2 separate regions of the Homo sapiens genome follow, and region 1 is linked to region 2. A link is a contact called in ENCODE Hi-C data. All regions are on one chromosome and are shown on one strand. Each heading gives the region's core, a stretch centred on a gene start or an enhancer-like site at or near the end of the contact. The rest is flanking DNA. Distances are from core to core; before and after follow the strand shown. Region 1 holds the start of LINC02873 (long intergenic non-protein coding RNA 2873). Region 2 has its middle 55 kb from the start of MIR8052.

Region 1 (6,595 bases), core at 243-2,742, 63 kb after region 2:
CACCTCCATTTGCCATCTGCCAAAATCTTTGGCCCTCAGAGTGGGAAAAATACACTCTACCAGCCAACTGAGATCTACCAAGTGCATCATGGCCAAGTAAATATTGAACTCCCTGCTCCTGACGTTTTTGTGAGAATTGGTTTATATAAGGGGCAGAGCTGTGGAGTGAGGAGGGATGGGTTTGAAGTGCAATTAGACTAGCATCCCTTCCTATTTAACAGTCTTTCTGTACCCCATGAAAGTAAACTCACCAAACTTCTAGGTGGGAACCACTTTCCATGTCTCTGCTATCTATGGGAACTTTACTTATTTGTTTAATAAATATTTTTGGGCACCTAATATGTGTCAGACACTGGCTTAAATACTGGTCAATATGCATATGTTCACGTGATTTGCCAAAAAATCAGTTTCATTTATACGGTTCTTGGCCCCACCTTGAGCTCCATGCTGGGCTGAATCCTCCCTGTCATCCAGTTTATGGCTCCCACAATTTGAGAAAAGGTTGGGAGGTGATTCAGAGACAAAGAAGTGGTTAAAAGGCTGGCTGTGTCTGTTGAGGAATTACAGAGAACACCCACTGGGGCTGTCTTCTGAGGGAGAATCAGCATGAGGTGCATGTCTCATCTAGAAAAAGGGTCTCATACAGATTTTCAGAGCTTGGTTCTCCAAGTCCACGCGGCATAGAGAAGTGTCAGGCGTGAGGGAAACAGGTGAGACGTGGCAGAGCACTTCCTGACATACCTGCTGTCTCCCACCGAGTGAGGGGTGGTTCCCGGACCCACCCTGTGACCGGGCACTGGCTGCCTTGCCATGTGTGTGCTGGCACCTTGGGCTTCAGGGCCTGGGGAATTGTCATGGCAAATCCCTACCTGATAAAACTGCTGGGGGGAAAACAGGCTTTGATGCACATTCCCAGGACTCACTGCTGAGGATTGTGATTTTTTCCTGTGAGCTGTTGGCAGAAGCAGGCTCTATGACTAACCTCAGAAGGGCAAGGGAGCTTTCTGTTAACTGATCGCCTGCAGAGGATCAGAGAGGAATTCCTGCTGGACTCCCTGCTCTGGTCCACCCTGGCCTCGTTTTCCATCTCTGGATCCTTCCAGCCGTGCAAACATACACAGTGTTGCCATGGCGACTCTGGGACAGACACATGCATGAGAGAAAAGCGTGAGGCAAAATCTCTCCTCTGATGATTTGCTGGGAGGGAAGGAGGCCTTGAACAGGTTTCAAAAGCACCTTGTTTCACCCCCTGATTTTCACATGAGAGCGGCTACCCCAGCCATAAACACAGTGGCCTCTTTTCTTCTGCTTTGCTTGCTGAGGCGACTGCAGCTCTGGGAGACCTGAAGAGGCTCCAGGATGAAAGAGCCTCCCACCCTTAAACCCACCCATAGAATGGGTTGCCAGTCATCAGGTGGGGACACCATTGGATGGTGGATGATCAGGGCTGTCCCTGGTTATTAAACTCATTATGCTTTCACCAGGACCCCTCACTTGTCCTTGTGAGTTTCTGACATGGTCCTCCTCTGTCTCTTCCTCGCCAGCTTGGCTGCCACCCCTCGGGCTGGGGTCACTGGGGCATGGCCCACCAGCGGCCTCTCCATTCTGGCCCAGCTCCAGCCGTCCTGTGAGCTCAGGTGGACTCAGCTTTCCAGGTCATCTTGGAGGGATCTGGTCATGACCACATCACTCTGGAGTCTGGCTTATTTCCAGCATTTTTCCCAGGTGAAATCAGGCTTAAATGAATATTATGCAGTGACAGGAAAAACAGCTGCTGCCTGAAGAACACACACAGCAGAAGAGAAATGATGGTGGCGATGGAGGTGGGGTAGATGTTCAGTGGGAGGCCCTGGAGGCGGGGGTGGGGTTGGGGGAACAAGGGTAGGGTTTGTCAGCCCCCACCATGCTGGGTGTGTCCCAAATGCCTGTTCTGACTACTTGGTAATGTTTTTTGGGTGCTGTGCTGAGAAAGCCTGCGAGGCTGCATGAGGTTCCGCAGTAGAGAGCCCTGGTGCTCCATGACCAATGCCTGTGACTGGTGCAGCAAGAGGGACGTTCCTCTGCTGAAATGAATGAGTGCATCTTCCCTGAAGGTGGGTGTGGAGAAAGTCCATCACCAGGGTCCTGTTTGGAGGAGAAGCAGCAGATCTGAATGAATCAACTTTCATCAAGTCACCCCATGGTTCTAGGAGAGCCAGTCCACTTTGTCATCAAGCTCCAAATTCCCTGGCTGGCACTTTCGGCCTCTGCTTTGACCTGGCTCAGAGAAATTTCAGCTCCTGTTCTCAGCATGCCCCTCCTGCTGTGGTAGGGCATGTTGCCTTCTTGGTCCTTGAAGGTAGCACCCAACACCTGTTTCCATGCTCTAGTCCAAGGCCTGCTCTCCTTCCTCTGGCTTCCTGACATCCCTTGCATTGAAGGCCAAGTTCAGGACCATGTCCTCCACACACCTTGTGGACAGCTCCACCCGTGGTGGTCTCTCCTCTTCTGCCCTTTTCTCTGTAGTCTGTGCATTCCAGATCAGCACATGAGCTCTCTCCCCTGGCCTCCTTTGTGTTAGGCACAGATGGGAATCCAGGGCAGAGATGATGTTCTGCCCTTACTACCTTGCAGCAGACAGGATCAGACTTGTGGGACCTGCTTGGTTACCTACCACCTGCTGAGATTCTATTTTCTTTTATAATTTTATATTGTACATGTAGCACACTCTTGGTTGCTTACCCAGTGTGCGTTCCTCTTCTCTGCCTTGGTCACAGAACCCAATTTTATTTCAGTTAGTGTGATGCCCCGTTAAAAGGTATCCTTTCCATTTTATTATAAAGCTAAGAGTTAACATTGAAATGTGAGCAAACATGGACAGAGATGGATGTGTTACACATGTTTTCTCCCAATGTGTAGCTTGTCTTATTTTCTTAACAATGTTTTCCAAAGACTAAAAGCCTTTCATTTTGATGAAGTCCAATTTATCGCTTTTCTCTTTTCTAAGTCATGTTTTCTGTGTCATATCTAAGAAGACTCTGTCTGACCCATAGTCACAAAGATTTTCTTCTAGGGTTTTTGTAGTTTTAGCACTTAGTTGTAGGCCTATGATCCATTTTAAGTTAATGTTTAGATATGGTGTGTGGTAAGCATCAAGGTTCAATTCTTTTTCTTAATGTATTATTGTTATTATTTTTGAGACAGAGTATGGCTTTATTGCCCAGGCTGGAGTGCAGTGGTGCAATCACAGCTCACCGCAGCCTCAACCTCCCATTGTATTTTTGTTTTTGCAGTTGTTCCAGCACGATGTATTAAAATAACCCGGAGTTTAACCTAGCATTAGAGACCTCTGTGGATTTGCTTAGGGAGCTCCAGAACAGTTGAAGTGGCATGGAACTTTTTGTGTGTATGTGCTCGTGTGATTTGGGGATGGAAGGATGGTGGAAGTGGAGATGACTCACAGCTTTCACCAGATTCTGGAAGATGCCCTGTCTCCCAGAAGCTTAAACATCTCCACTGTAATGTAACAAGGCCTTTTTCTTCACCTCACTGAACAAAGGGAGCTACAGAGGGGAGAAAGGGATGTCAAAGACTGCGTGTGAGCTGCTTTTGAGTTCCTGGGAAGAAAACAATATGAACTTTGGGGAGTAAGCCTGTACAAACATACACAAATTATTCTTAATAATAGCATTAAAGCCAAGGCAGTAAAACTTTGTTAAATCTGATACTAGGCATCTTTCACACAGCACATAATTCAAAGCAACTCCATGGCTGTTTTAAGTTCATTCTTCTGGGCTGCTGTGTTTTAAATAGATGAACCTTACTGAGCAAGAGAGTTTAAAACCTAAGTTGAAAATGAAATTTTAATTAAGGGGATTTTGTGACTATGGCTAGAATGAGTACTCTGCATTCAGGATCTTATAGTCCCCAAATGTCAACTAGGTCTAATCACCAGAGATCACTGGCCCCCTCACTCTACTGGATTGGTCACAAGGCTCTGAAAACATGAGCTGCTTAACTCCCAGAGCTGCAAAATGTCGGTTTCCCTGGGCTAGAGCAGCAGCAGCCACTTCCCCACGAGGGTGAGGAAATTCAATATCTTCCTGATGGGAGACAGAGCCAGACTCCCACCGGCTGTTCTTTCACTCTAGCAGCTGCTTGCCCCACATTTTCCACGTTTCTGGTCAGGCCGCCCATCAGCCGACCCTTCCAAGTCACCGCTTCCTGAGAGCCCTCCAGTGTGACTCAGACCAATCCCATGGGGCTCCCTTGAGCCGTGGAAGGCGCAGAACCAGAGAGCTGGAAGGAATATTGGACACGAGCTGCTCTGAGCCCTTTCATTTCCAGAGAAGAAAATTGAAGCCCAGAGAAATAAGGCCAGTTGCCTGAGGTCACACAGTTAGAGGTAGAACTGAAACTAGATGCTGGGTTATCCTGACGTGAGGCCAACATTCTTTTTATGATAGTCGGAGTAGAAAAATGGAAAAAAGCACAAACTTAGGGCTCAGACATACCTAGGTTTGGATTCTGACTTTTTGTTCACAATCTGTGGAACTCTGTGAAAGGCACTTTACCTTTCTAAGCTTTAGTGCCCTCACTGGAAAACAGAGATAAATATGCGGCAAATATTAAGTTCCTTTTCTGGACTGGCACATGCTATTTTTGGTTCTGAGTACATAGCTGGGAATGAAACAAACCAAGCCCCTTGGCCCAAGGCATAGAACTTACATCCCAGTGTGTGAAGGATAATATCAGTGCTTCTGAGGTTATTGTAAGGATTCAAAGAGACAAAAAATGTGAATGTAAGCCCAGTTCCTGGCAGAGTAGATATCTAATAAATGGTAACAGCAATTACAATTATTACTTTATGTTCCAAATGTCAGTCTCCACAAAGAAGGCCAACTCCTGGGGTATAAGGGTTCCGTCTCAGTTTCCTTACCAGTACCCCAGTATATAGGACCCCCAGGAAGCCCTGACAATCTTTGGTGCTCAGAGTCCTGCCCTAACCTACTGTCAAACCCTTAGTTCTTGCTTCTGAATTCATCCGACAACCTATTGACTGATCTGTATGCTACCTTTATTTCTCTGCTGGGACTCCTTTGGAGAGCCTGAAAGGTGGTCTTGCTGGGATTGGAGACCCCCTGTCAGCCCACTTTGTCCTGCAGCTCGGATCATCCCAGTGGCCTGCTTAGCTCCTTTGTGCTCCCCTGGCTTCTGAGCCACAGCCATTAGATACTGGCTCTGGCCTGCCATTTGGCTCCTGACCCCTCATGTGGGGTTGGTTTTCTCTCTCCTGCCCAGCCCCAGCCCTGCCTGGCCCCTCTTGAGCTGCCAATGATTCAATTCCTCTTAATAGTCCAGCAAAAGCCCTTAGAGCTGGAAGCAGTTATACCCTGCCTTGGTCTCAACCATGGCGAAGCCCATGGTCCATTCTGAAGTAACAAGACTCACACGTAGGGAGAGAAGCCCTTGACTTCAAGGAACCACCCACTCTGTACTCTTCCCACCCTCCCCTCACATATGAAGCAGGGTGAGCCATGACTTGGGTTGATGGGTGTCATGGCAGCTTTTAGAAAGGAGAGGAAATGGGAATTTGAATGACCCATGTACACATAGCGGAATGCTGCAATCACATGCCTTTCCTCTCACTGCCAAATCTCAGTGGTGTTCTTACAAATTTTTCCTAATATATTCCTAATATATCCCCATTCAACTCCCAGGCTCTCCAAAGCAGAGGATATTGGGACTGGAAAATGAGCAATATATGTTTAAGGGAGTATGTTTCTGTATAAGAAGCCGATTTCTGAATAGTTCATCCCTCCTCGTCTTCTCTTTAGTAAAGATAACTGAGACTCAGGTAATGATGGCCAAGAATTATGAAGCACTCAGAGATCCTGTTCTAAGTAGTTTACATCTATTAATTTATGTAAGCCTCAAAACAACCCTATGAGGTAGGCACTATCAACATTCACTTTATTTCAGAGGAAGAAACCAAAGCACCAAGAGCTTAAGTAATTCGTCTTAGGACACAGAGTAGGGATAACAATGCTGGCAACCTGGCTCCTGAGCCATTATGCAGTACCACCTATGATCTACTTTCTGTTTAGTAGCCCAAACAAGAGAAATGTCTTTTATCTTATCTCAGGCAAGAGCAGTAATTTAACACGAGTATGCATTCCAGCCACATTTTGTTGTCAGAAACCGTTACCAGGGGCAGCAATGGAATGTGAGGCATGATGGTATGTGCCAGGCTGTGGTTTCTCTCCCTGTTGCATCAGGACACCTCCTTTCTCTCTTCCCTTGGAAAGTTAGGCAGCAGCCTGCTGTCTCTCCTCAGTGGCAGCCTCTGTGCATCCAGCTGGGGAGGCCCTCTCTTTGCTCAGATTGTCTCTTTTCAAAAGAACTTGGTTCCCAGAAGATTTGTAAATCAAGGTGTACTTGAAGGGGAAGCAATCATTCTGATTGGTAAATCGGGGATCAGGAACTGAGCAAGCGCAGCTCAGCCCCTCCCCTCTCTTCATGCTCCTTGTATCTACCTGAGGCACTAACATTCTGCTCTGCTTCTGCAGCAGAGATTTTAGAGGGTAGGTTCTGCTTTTGCTGATGGGCTGGAACT
Region 2 (7,148 bases), core at 599-3,098:
CTCTGTGATGTGCCAAAATGAGTAAGTCAGGAGACGATGTCCAGGTACACCCCAAATCTGAGGGCCCAAAGAGCAGCTTGGCTCTCGCCAGAGCATCCCTGTTTGTTTTTCAGTTTTGCTGGCTTTTTGCTGTTCTACAGTAGTGACTCTTGTGGGATTATTGGGCTATTAGTTCCCCGGGAGGAGGGTCCTGGAGTATCATTTCTGCCAGCCTGCCACCGTCCGGGTGTCTTGGGTGAGAAGACAGGTATGCACTCTGGGCTGCTCTGAGTGGACCTGGCTGCCCTGGGGCTGCAAAGCTGGGCCCCTTTCACCCGGGGACTTGGATGGCTTGGGATGCTATCAAGAGTGGGATGCAGAGGAAGGCAGTGAGCAGCTTCCTTAAGGGAGGGTCACAAGGACCCACATCACTATCATTTGGAAACAGTTTATTGTCCCAGTTTGGCATTCAGCTGCTCTGCTTGCCTTCCCCTTCACACTCATTCTCTTGTCCTTCCCCAGTCCTCGCTCAGATCCAGCATCCCCCACACCTGGCACCACAGGGGCCTTTGCTCACACTGCCCCCTCTGCCATGATGGCCCTTTCCTCGTGTCCAACCACACCCATGGATCACACTCTACTTCCTCCCTAATTCCTTCCTGAAACTCCTCTGAGACCTCTCTGGCTTCCCTGTCCTTTCCTCATCCCTCACTTACAGCACCAAGACCCCTCTGTCTCCTGTCAGTGGCTCAGGAATGGCCCTGCGTCTCCCGCTAGATTGAGCTTCCTGAAGGAGAGATTCTCGCTCTCTCACGCTGTGCCTCCTTCACACGCCTAGCACAGGCCCTGTGAGCAGGTGTGCAGCAATTCCCTGTGTGGGTGAGACATCCCGCAAGCAAGCATTAACATTTGCACATTTGCATAGTGCATGATAAAGATGGAGCTCCTGCTCTCGGTAGCTCTTCATTTGGAACAGAGGGCTCTGATGGGGGCCAATGAATAAATGAAAAGGCCCTATGTATGGGTATGCCTTAAACCCGGTTTGTGGTTGTTGGAGCAGGCTTTCTACCAATGCTCCTGGGGCTCAGTGATAGTTCTGGATCACCCATATTGTCTTGTCAGTCTCACCTGCAAATTTCTAGTTTGAAAGTCTTGGGAAGCCTGCACTAGACACCTCTGTGCTAATCCTAGAGGGGAACCAGCTTAAGAAATAAGCCACCACCTTTGATGGGACCTAAGTCCCTAGGTCACTGTCCAGCAGCACCACTTGATTCCTAGCTCTGGCCCCAGGGGTTGATCTCAAAATAAATTTCAAATCATAGTTGATGGGAAAAAAAAGAAGATTGAGATGAAATTAAAAATAAATGGGAATAGCATACGGAAGTATAGGGAGGGCAGAGCTGGGGCCGGGGCCCCTGGGTGCTTAAAGGAGAAAGATGTTCTTCCCATGAGAAAAATCATCTAAGAGCATCAAATAAGCCTCTTGTGAGGGATAGAGACTCCTCTGTCCCCAGACTCCTCCCACTGAGAAAGTGGGTGGCTCTAGACTTGTGCTGGCTCCTGATGTAGGGCTCATGGGCGGGGCTCAGACTCAGGGCTAGTGAAGGAGGCTGAGAACAACCGGGACGTCATCTCAGAACATCTTTCGCAACTGGATTTAGAGATTAATTGAGGTAAAGGGAAGAGATGCAAATACTTCTCCTCCTCCTTCTATCGTCTCTACCCTCATCAGCTTCCAAGCTTGGGAAAAAAGTGATTTCTAACCATCTCTCTTCCTTGTCCAAGGCTCTTTGGAGAAAATAAGACACACAGGGTCAGAGGGAGGGTAGCCCAGCCAGGCGGGTGTCCCAGCAGAGACTGGGCAGGAGCCTGGCAGGCACACCCTGTCCAAGGCAGCCTGTGCTAGCCCAGGAGTGGGAGGCGATAGGAATGGGGGTGCTGTGTGCTGCCCTGGGCTCAGGGTGACACCCCTTTCCCTGAAAAAAACGTGTTATGTTATTTGACCTGAGGGAACACCCTTTAAGAGACTCCTGAGACCCAAACAAAGTCCTTTATCTGCAAACCAGAGACCTTCTTTGGGTACCCGCCAGCAACAGAGATCTGAGCTGGCTAGAGAGAGGGTGGCGGAAGCCCAGTGCCCGTCTTCCTTGAGTCCCAGATGGGAGCTGAGGCTTCTAGGTAGGGGTCAAGAGGCTTGGATTTGCCATGACCCCATGTGGCTTTTGACTGCAGAGCTCAGAGACGGCAGCCCACTGCCAGGAAGAACTCTCTTCCAAGTTCGGGCTGGCTCAGGGCCCCGAGGACTCTGTCCAGGGAGCCATGGCCTGTGGACCACAGAAATGGTCAGATGCTGTGGTGCGTGTGCTGTTGAATCAGAAGCATTGCCAGCATGAAGAATTTTCAAAGCATGCCAAAGCATTGCCAGCATGAAGAATTTTCTCCACTGTACAAGTCCCCCTTGAATTTTGTCTTGACCCTGCCCGCATTTTCTTAGTCACTGACATTTATTTTTCATCTCTCTGGGCTCAGAAAATCAACTCTCTTAGGCCCACTTGGTGTTTGAAGTGGGACAGGATTTCCAGGACGCCTGCAATTCAGAGGTCAGTAGAGGAATGAAGGAGTAGAATCTGAGCCTGAACCCCCCAAAATTCAAGGGGGACTTTGTTACCTTTTTGTAGTCGGACAGACATTGAAGAAATGCTTTTATGTCCTGGGTTTTCCAATTGCTATGACATGCAAACTCTTCTTAATGAAAATTTTTTGAGTGTGGGTTTACTTCAGGCCCTGGATCCTTTGCCTGGATTTCTTTAGATTGGCTTCGGAGACTAAAGCACGGGGGAGTTACTGCTATTATTTTCCTAAACCCATCACAGACAGGGGCATGTTTCCTGACCTCAGAGAGAAGTAAAGAGATCCTTTCTGTTTTTTGAAACCCCTTCTGTTCCCTAAGGGAATGAGACTGGCTGCCATCTCCAAGATTGCACGTATGCAGCAAGAGAGACAGGTGGGCCTGATTTCTGCAGGGCTCCAAAAGGCCAAACTGGGACTGACAGAAAGATCCAGGGCTGGCCGGGGTGAAGGGCTGTTAACTGGCTCTGGAACTAGGCTAGGTAGAATCCCTTGAGATCTTCCAGAGGGTATGCTGTCCCCAAATTCCATCTTTTTCCTTCATCTTGGAGGGTCTGGCTTGGCACCCCTGAACAGCTTTCTAGGATTGAAATTTCTGCTTCCTTTTTTGCCCTTCTCCTCCAACCTTTGAACCTTGTTTCTACTCCATGACCCACTGAGCTCTCTGGGTTTTCCATTTTAAAAACAAGGCCCTTATATTAAGAATGAAAACCAGAACCTCTTCTGGTTGTCACATGTGCTTCCAGAAATAGTGCCCCAATACTATTTAAGACCCTGAAGTCAGAATTTCCAAGGAAGCATCTGGGGTGGTCTCCAGGGGGTGAGGTGCCCTGCAGTGGCCTGGGAGATAGCTCTGCCCCACCTTTGGGACCACATGCTCCTTGGGAAGCTTGGACTGTCTCTTTCTCTGGGTCCCATCTGGCTAGTTTGTCAGCTGAGCAGCCCCTGGAGGATGCAAAGAAAGATTTGGCCCTTAACCGAACCAGGGATCAGCCTCCGCTGCTGAGTGCTAAGAGATTTAAGGATCTGGTGTATCCCAGAGGTTAACAGTAAGAGCTCTGCAGTCAGACCCACCTCTGCACTTTCCAGCTATGTGACCTCAGAAAAGTTCTTTTATTTTCCCTGTCTCTAAATCCTCATCTATAAATGGGAGCTGATAATATCTCCTCATAAGGTTGCCATAATGATTAATAAAGTAGCATAGAGGAAATGCTTGGTAGAGTTCTGGTCCACAGTAAGTGCTCAATCCATGGTAGTGGTCAGCACATATACGATTACCTATAGTGATGCTTCTTTCTGGATGTGCACGAATCTTTGTAAACAAAATAGGAAATATTGGACTTGCTGTGTCTGTGTCACTTCTAAATATCTTGTTTTGTTTCAGTGTCCAGCCCAATGCCTTGAACCTAGGAGATTCTCACTAAGTATTTGTTGGATAAATTAAGAAATGAACTGCTTTGATAGGTGGGAAGGGAGGCAGCCCACAGGGTGCATCTCTAACTGCTTCTTTGGAGAAGAGACTATAAATACCGCCTGCTCTAGCCCTCAGGCAGTACCATATCTGAGGAGTTTGCTTAGTAAGTGCTCGCAGTTTTCAGCAGCTAGAGATGTTGCTGAGCCCAAGAGTTCACATGGGGATGGGGGTATTGGGAAACCTCACCATTTCTGCTCTGCCTTAACCCAGGAAGGCCTTGTCACTACAATGAAGACATTCCCAAGCCACTCATTTTGCACATGCCTATGTGAATGGGCCTATTGAAGTTGTGCACTGCATAGCCTGGGTGGCTCTATGTGGCGGCCCTGGATGCTCCTAGCTTCGAGAATAATTTAGATTCCTTGACATGACGACTCACCTTCCAAAGGATGATTCATTTTCAAATGGCCTGAAAGAAATGAAGGAAGTAGAATCATCAAAGACAACTAAAATATCTTCTCTGGAGACAGGACTGCAGGAGGTCCTATCCTAGGAGACCTGGGGTGTCAGTGGTGTGCACCTGGAGCCACTCATACTAGCTCATGAGACCTGACAAAGCAGATCTTTTTCTAACTCTCAGGTGAGAACATTTACACCACAGGAAATGGCATATGCTACAAACCCAGGCTCCCCCCCTCATCCCTCCACCCCAAGAGCTGGTTGTTAAACATTTATAGCACACCACTGATTTTGACAGAAAGCCAAAGGTGTCCACAAGAAATAAAAGAGAGGATGGTGAGGAAGAGGATAGGAAGAAATCCTGGGGAATGCGTCTGGACCTATGCAAAGATTGTGGGGAAATGGAATTTTGCTTGCTGAATGCAGTGTGGAAAGTGTTCCCAGGCCCAGGCTGGTGAGAATGGCTATTTTTAGTTTTTAGTACTCTAGTGCAGGAATTTGCCAACAATTCTTTCTGGGGCCAACCTTGCCTTGAGAGACAGGGCTTGCCTTGGGGCTGAGGCAACTGGGTTTCCCAGGAAGCATAGGTGGAGTGAGGGATGGGACAGCCCTGGGCTATAGCAGATCTGAGTCCCGGACAGTCATACTGTTGCACTCAGCCACCCTCACTTCTTCTTTTCCCACAGCTGACCTTTCCTTTCCCCTTTTAGCACTTGAAGCCAATTTCAATAGTTAATACTCATATAGTAATTTAAACTTTATTTGGCACAAACCTTGGTACATAGTGGGCACATTAAAAAACAAACAAACAAACAAACAACCCAAAACCCAAATCCTAAGGTTAATTGAAGGTTTAGGTATGCTGTGACAAATTGCTTTACCTATATTACCTCATTTAAGACTAAGAACTCTGTGAAACAACTACTGTTATTCACTCCCATTAAAAAAAAAAAAAAAAAAAAAAAAAAAAAAGAGGCCCCCGAGATGCAGAGAGTTGTTCACTGGAAGTGAAGACCCAGGACACAACCGAAGGCCTTCCTGAGTCCAGAGCCCCCATTTTTCAGTGTTACACATATCAAGGAGAGAAAAGAGGAAGATACAACAGGCTTTTTCTAATTAGCTTCATTTAATTTATGCTGTCTCTGAATCGCCCTGCTGTAAGGCATCATTTTACTTTTGGGGGACTATGAAAGCCTCTGGGAACAACTGTGTCGCACTACCCCAATCCATCCTAATCACTTGGATTTCAGATAACATTCGCTAATTCAGTGCTCCTGACCTCAGTCTTCCTCCTGCCACTCATCTTCCATTTGTCCATCCAGCTACTCATTAAAGCCAGCTTCTTCCTTGGGAGGCTATACCGTGTATCTCTCAGTGTGTGTGTATGTGTAGAATAATAACAACAAGAAACCCAGCTCCTAAGCCACATGTTTCACTTTGCTGCTTGTTAATTTTAACAAGGCAGCTGGTGGTTTGGACTGAGAGGTTGCTTTTCTATTAACCGCAGATTTTCCTCCCTATGGATTTCCTGTTTGCAGTTTTGGAGGTAAAAAGTCTTGGTAGAGGCAAGCCGGAATTATTCCAACCTAACAGGAACAGTTTGAAGAACCCAGGCAAAGGGAGCCTCCAACTGGGACAAACTTGGTCCTTCCAATTGAGAACTTTTTATGGTGCTCGGTTATGGTCCAGGGACTCTGCTCAACATGGGAGACACAGCAGATGAAGATTACCAACACCCCCAGGAGTGTGCAATCCAGTAGTGGGAAGTAGACATGCCCATAGTATTATTGTAAAAACTGTGCTAAGCACTCCGAGAGTGGTACAGGCTGTGGCTGGTATGCAAAGGAAATAGCAGACTCTGGATCTGCAAAGTCTTCATGGAGGAAGTCAGATTCACATCGAGGGGTAGGAAGGTATGTTTATTTCTTATTTTTGTTATGTTTACAAGCAAGAATGAGAGGAAGGGCATTACAAGCACTGGATAACCCTGCGAAGAAAGACCTACAAGTGATCAGTTGTGAAAACAATGACTCTACTGGTTAGACCAGAGAAGAGAAATTGGGAGACCCAAGAATAGGGTTGCAAAGTCACTTGAAAGCCAGATCATGGGGTGCGGGGCACCTAAGGTCATGTAGAAATTGAGATTGTTTTTCAGGAAAATGATGGTCACTGAACATTATTGTGTATTAGAGGGATATATTCAGAACTGAGTTCTAGAAAGATAACTGGTAAGTGGACATTAGAATGTGGAGGCAGGGGATCATTTTGTTTGGGAGCACACTTGGGAAGCACTAAGTTCAGTGGGAATGGAAAGGAGAAATTGAGTGCAAAAGACAAGTCAGGGAGAGGCGGGGAGCAGTTGAGAGTGACCGAGGCTCTGAACCTGGGTGATTTGGAGGATAGTAACGCAATGACCAAGGAACCAAGGAGGATTCTTCATGCATGTTGAGAAACAGAATTTTTGACAAGTTCAGTTTAAGGTGTGGGTGAGACACTCGATTGAAAAGATTTAACTACCAGCCAGAAATGTGAGTATGGTTAGAAAGAGAGCCCAGGATCAGGGGATGGGTTTTAGACTCCTCTGGACAGAAAAAAAGGAGAAATTCCAAAAGAGGAAGACATTCTTAGAAGACAGCACAAAGGGAGTGATTAGAATGAGGAAGAAAAT

Evidence for each region. A loop is a pair of places that touch in the nucleus more often than their neighbours do. Pooled maps may share reads with other maps.
Region 1: a loop to region 2 is called in a map of heart right ventricle, with 2.0 times the contacts of the local background. The contact joins the promoter of LINC02873 here to the enhancer-like site in region 2. A Hi-C loop is called at or near these places in 4 of 168 maps with a recorded cell type or tissue (aorta, ascending aorta, chondrocyte and 1 more) and 6 of 50 pooled maps.

Annotation. Positions count from the first base shown.
Region 1 is chr11:130,671,464-130,678,058 of GRCh38, forward strand. LINC02873 (long intergenic non-protein coding RNA 2873) reads left to right here and starts at 1,493. Exons shown (of 3, transcript NR_164144.1): 1 at 1,493-1,725.
Region 2 is chr11:130,607,668-130,614,815 of GRCh38, forward strand. No RefSeq gene overlaps it. Among named protein-coding and RNA genes, the nearest start is that of MIR8052, 55 kb to the right of the region's middle. Within about 2 kb of position 1,849, at least 18 of the 41 ENCODE cell types and tissues checked have a DNase peak (open chromatin) inside an H3K27ac peak, as active enhancers do; they include ascending aorta and heart right ventricle, where a contact is called at or near this core.